Regions from separate parts of the Homo sapiens genome. Here region 1 is linked to region 2. The links are chromatin contacts, found by Hi-C or POLR2A ChIA-PET in ENCODE. All regions are on one chromosome and are shown on one strand. The core of a region is the stretch at or near the end of the contact, and the rest is flanking DNA. Distances in the headings are between cores, read along the strand shown.

Region 1 (2,700 bases), core at 13-2,512, 160 kb after region 2:
GGTTGCACTCCAGACTGAGTGACAGAGCGAGACTCCGTCTCAAAAAAAAAAAAAAAAAATATATATATATATATATATATGTGTAGTATGTATATATATATAAAATAAAACTATTCCTTTTTTCTGTTTTCTTTTTTTTTTCGAGACAGAGTCTCGCTCTGTCACCCAGGCTGGAGTGCAGTGGCGCGATCTTGTCTCACTGCAACCTCCGCCTCCTGGGTTCATGCCAGTCTCCTGCCTCAGCCTCCCGAGTAGCTGGGACTACAGGTGCCCGCTATCGTGCCCAGCTAATTTTTTGTTTATTTTTAGTAGAGACGGGGTTTCACCATGTTAGCCAGGATGGTCTCGATCTCCTGACCTTGTGATATGCCTGCCTGGGCCTCCCAAAGTGCTGGGGTTACAGGCGTGAGCCACCGCGCCTGGCCTATCTCTGTTTTATTTTCATATCAATAATGGACATAGAAGTTTCCCAATCCCAAAATGGAACATGGTGTGATAGAATGCAGGCTAGTAAGAATGAATGAAACACCACTCTAAGAAGAAGCAACCTACTACTAGGTTTCCATATGGCTTAAATTATATTAGTTAAACTCTTTTTGTCTTAAATGGGTTGGATAAGAATTTGTGAATGCTCCTGATTCTTTTTTTTTTCCTCCTTTTTGGTTTGTTTGTATTACTATAAATATTTCTTTTCTTTTCTTTTCTTTTTTTTTGAGACGGAGTTTTGCTCTTGTTGCCCACGCTGGAGTGCAGTAGCGCAATCTCGGCTCACTGCAAGCTCCGCCTCCTAGGTTCAAGTGATTCTCCAGCCTCAGCCTCCCGAGTAGCTGGGATTACAGGTGTCTGTCACCACGCCTGGCTAATTTTTTGTATTTTTAGTAGAGACCGGGTTTCACCATGTTGGCGAGGCTGGTCACCAACTCCTGACCTCAGGTGATCCACCCGCCTCAGCCTCCCAAAGTGCTGGGATTACAAGCGTGAGCCACCGTGCCCGGCCACCATAAATATTCTTGTAAAGCAATTGTGACTTTTCTCATTGACCATGTTGTCTGGGGATTCATTCTAGAAAACTGCTGTTTAAATATTGTGTATTGGGTATGAATTATCCTGTATTGTTCATGACTCTGACTACATTGTCTTTCTTATTGGCAATGACTGTAAGCACCATTGTTAGTGAATTTGGCTAACAGCATTTGAAGCAGATGAGATTTTAGCTCACGCCTTGATAGCTGCATTGGCTCAGTCTAAGCTAAAGCCTTATTTTCATTAAAGGGAGCAGACATGCTGAGGAAGAAGGTGCTATTTTTACATAGGGACTTTTTCTACTGAAACCACATGAGAACACTATGCTGTTAAAATGATCTCAAGCATGCTGAGTTAGCTGAAGAAACAATATGCATGTTGCCAAAATCAAAGCAGTACTATTCTGAGCCTCCTCTCTAAGGTCCTCTAGCTCTCCTTGGTGGTCATGATGAAGGGAGTAGGAGAGGAGCTGGTGAGAATGTGTAAATTACAGGTAAGTGAAGGTCACTTCCAGTTACCTAGAAGAGATTATTCAAATTCTTGGTTATTTGGTTATTGACATCAACCACTGAGATATAAGAAGTTTTATTAATTATATATTTGCATGTCACTGACATTTGTTAAGTAATTGCTTTTATTCTATATATATATATTTAAAGTAAAACCAGCATAAAACAGTATTAAGACTAACTTTAAAAATGTCAGAAACAGGCCACGTGCAGTTGCTCACACCTGTAATCCCAGTACTCTGGGAGGCCAAGTTAGGGGGATCACGCCCACCCAGGAATTTCAAGCCAGCATGGGCAACAGAACAAGACTTTGTCTATTTTAAAAATAAAATATATTTTATAAAAACAAACAAAAAACCAAAAAAAGTTAGAAACAGAAAATTTTGGCAGAAGCCCTCCAACTCCAGTTAAAACAAACAAACAAACAAACAAACAAAAACTATTAGTCTTTCTCTTTTTCTTTCTCTTTTAGAGACAGAGTCTCACTCTGTCACCCAGGCTGGAGTACAGTGGTGTGATCGTAGCTCACTGCAGCCTCGAACTCCTGGACTCAAATGATCCTCCTGCCTCAGCCTAGGACTACAGGCACACGCCAGCACATCCGGCTACGTTTTTTGATTATTCGTTTGTTTGTTTGTTTGTAGGAACAGGGCCCTGCTATGTTGCCCAGGCTGGTCTTGAACTCCTAGCCTCAAGCAGTCCTCCCTCCTTGGCCTCCCAAGGTGTTGGGATTACAGGCATAAACCACCATGCCCATCCTAAATGCTATTATTATCAGAATTTGTCATGATTGCAGACTGCCATGATTAAATATTATTATTATTTAATAATAAATTTAATATAATAAATAAATATTAAATATATGACAGGTACTATCTTAAGCATTTTACAAAATTATTTCATTAGTTCTCACAATAATATTGCAAAACAGTTCTTATCTTCATTTACAGAAAACAGTGCTTCCTTTGTGCTCCTGATAATAACTGTCATGCTATAAATTATACTCAGGTAGAAAGTAACCGAGATGGGATTCAAGCATAAGTACAAATATATGAGTATCTATCTCCAAAGCCCGTGTTCTTTCACCAGGTCATGCAGCATCTCTGAGGATGACACATACAGTTAATAAGGAAACTGCACATATAGATTCCTCTAACATAGAGCTTTT
Region 2 (2,700 bases), core at 46-2,545:
TTCAACCATTCAGTAAATAGCACTCAGTAGAGATTCTGGCTGAGGATGCTTGTTTTCAAAACAACAGCCCTGAGCCAACCTTTTTAAGTAGTTCCATATGTTTTTATGGAGAGTTTATGGATTGTGGCCTTCGGAATTCTTTTGTTTATCACTGGGAATTCAAGTCCTGAAAGCTGCTAACTAACCATGAGGTCTGCTGGTTATACAAGCTGTTGGACCTCTTAAGGACGTTGACATAAGGACCACTTTCTGTGAAATAAGAATTAGTGGTTTAAAAAGAGTGCACTTAACAGTATCATGTAAGTATCAGTTTCTGTATGTCATTACTAGCCAGGCTTTTTTTAAAAAACTGGACTGTGCTGCCTTGTGTGTACATTTAAATGAGGCCCTTAAAGGGAAATCTGAGCAATGTCTTCAAACAAAGACTTATAATCAGAAGGGTCTTTTTAAAAAAAAAAAAAAAAAAGAATAACTATCTTCAGCAGACCTAAAACCAGGATGGAAAGGTGGATACTTCCCCACCTGGGCCCCAAAGCAGGGCCCTTCAAAATACTGAAGGTCCAGCATTCCCTGGGCAATTCTTCCTCCTTCTCTGTCCTCCCCACCCCCATCAATACCCAGCTTGCAGTGATATTCTTTTACCCTTTACTAATCTAATGCCAAACACATGTAGGTTCTATCCTGTTTCCAGGAAAGAGGTTTCCATGAATTGCCTCATCAGCCTTACTAATAGCTACAATATATGGAGCACTTTGTGCCCAGCACTCGATTCCTTTTATACTTGATCTCTTTTCATCCTTTCTTCACAATAGCCCCATGAGGTGGGTGCTATAATTATTTCTAATTTTACAGATAAGGAAACCAAAGCTCAGAGAGTCTGAGCAATTTGCTTAAAGTTGCTTAACAGCTGTATTAGCCTACTACTTATAATTCGACTACCTGTGTCCAAGGCTACATAAATTCAGGTCGCCTGACTCAAAGCTCTTATTCAACGTGCTAGCCTCCTTCCCACTAGATCTCATAAGATCTAGCTTGATCTCTAAGGCTCCATTCCAGCTTGGAAGAACTATGGTTCTTCTCCAGTGTCAGTTGTGTTGCTGTTCATGTTGTTTTCATGTAAAACAATGTAAGAAAGAGGCTGATAATCTCCCTCCATGAAACAGTTCTTCACACATTTAAAATCATCCATGGCTGATCATAAATGCTTCTCCAGAGAGTGAATGGTCATGGCTGGTGCAGAAGGGTAACACTCTGGAAAGGCGGATGTGAGACCTGGCAGCTCTGCCTGGGTACACATAGCTTAGGGCTGACAAGTGAGTCAGCAGAAGTGAGCAGACAATACTGCATTGGGTTTTAACGTGATGAGTCAGCCTTGCTATCTGGCCAGCTTCAGTGCAGCCCCCTGAAGTTTTAACAGAATATTAATTGCCCTTTCACTTCCCATTCCACACAGCTGGGTGGGATTGCTACCAGCCACACTGTTGAGAAGTTACACATTTTAGCCCAGCCTAGAAAGGTTTCCTGTGGTGGGTGAAATGACAACATGCACAAAGGTCAAACTCCAGATGTGGGAATCTGACCTTTTCTCCTCTTGGGGAAAACATTGCCTCATTATAATCTCAAAAGATTTTTGGTACAGGTTTAAGGCTAGAGTCTACTGAAAGATCCAAACTCCTCTAACATAGAGGATGCCAGCCTGTTTCATGTAAATTTATCCAAGGCTTTGAGACCACCTACAAAATTCCTGAGCCAAGGGACCAGGGAATGTAGGCGAATGTTTAGGCATTTCTGAAGGAGGGAGCTAGACCTAGAAGTTGCTGCTTGCTCCTAGAAGTTGGAAGGCATTTCAAGATGAGGAATGAGTTGTTTCTGGATTGATGCCTTCACTGGCTAGAAATGCCAGCGGGTGGTGGGAAGAGTACATGGCAGGATGATGAGGAGTTTCGCATTCATTCATTCATTTATTCATCTGTGTATTCATTTTACAAAAATTCATATCAGATTTGCAAAATTCACTCACAATACACTCAGAGATAATAAAAAATGTAACAACTTTTTTTATTAACTGGTGGAATATTTCTCTCAAATTTCCACCACTGGACCCCAGAGTGGGAATTCAATTTTAGCCCAATCTTGTAAACTTAGTTCCAATGTAATTATCTAGGTTGAGCTAAAAGTTTCTTTTCATCTTTCAGGTTTCCTCTTCATGCCTCTACTCCTATGCAGTTTGACCTCTCAGTGTGCAGCTGGTGATAGATGGAAACCCTTGTTCATAAGCTTTGTGGCACTGTCGGCAGGATGAGGGGACTTCTGGATCCTCACTGGTCACTGTGGCAGAGTGGTTGGTGTTGTCTGCTCCCTAGACAGGAACCCACTGAAGAATCTGACATTTTTTGATATGCTGGCATTCATTGTTACAGCCCATCATCCCAGCCATCAATCCAGGACATGGGGTCTGTGCCCACGGTGGGAAGGAGGAGGGGGAAGCTGGCTTTGTTCTGACGTTGGGCTTCTTCTGCTCCACCAGTACTTTCTGTGGGGGAAATAGGTAAAGAAATGGCTGTTCAGATGAGAAGATGTGTCAGTAAACTTTTGCTACAGTGATGCTGCAAAACAAATCACTGGTGACTTTCAGTGGCACACAGCAATAAACATTTATTTAGCTCAGGGATTGACAATCTTTTTTTTTTTTTAAAGGGC

Evidence for each region. A loop is a pair of places that touch in the nucleus more often than their neighbours do. ChIA-PET counts read pairs that join two places held with the same protein, here RNA polymerase II (POLR2A). Pooled maps may share reads with other maps.
Region 1: a pooled map shows a loop between it and region 2 (5-fold over the local background). The contact joins two enhancer-like sites. A Hi-C loop is called at or near these places in 3 of 37 single-sample maps with no recorded cell type and 5 of 50 pooled maps. POLR2A ChIA-PET finds 5 or more read pairs at or near these places in 1 of 52 experiments (HCT116).

What each region holds. Positions count from the first base shown.
Region 1 is chr4:128,673,934-128,676,633 of GRCh38, forward strand. No RefSeq gene overlaps it. Among named protein-coding and RNA genes, the nearest start is that of LINC03140, 100 kb to the left of the region's middle. RefSeq lists enhancers at 1,109-1,368, 1,459-1,548. Within about 2 kb of position 1,263, at least 3 of the 41 ENCODE cell types and tissues checked have a DNase peak (open chromatin) inside an H3K27ac peak, as active enhancers do.
Region 2 is chr4:128,516,561-128,519,260 of GRCh38, forward strand. It overlaps LINC02615 (long intergenic non-protein coding RNA 2615), which reads left to right. Exons shown (of 9, transcript NR_125882.1): 9 at 2,196-2,700. Among named protein-coding and RNA genes, the nearest start is that of LINC03140, 53 kb to the right of the region's middle. RefSeq lists a silencer at 258-337, enhancers at 1,247-1,391, 1,306-2,067, 1,610-1,659 and a cis regulatory region at 1,314-1,324. Within about 2 kb of position 1,296, at least 22 of the 41 ENCODE cell types and tissues checked have a DNase peak (open chromatin) inside an H3K27ac peak, as active enhancers do.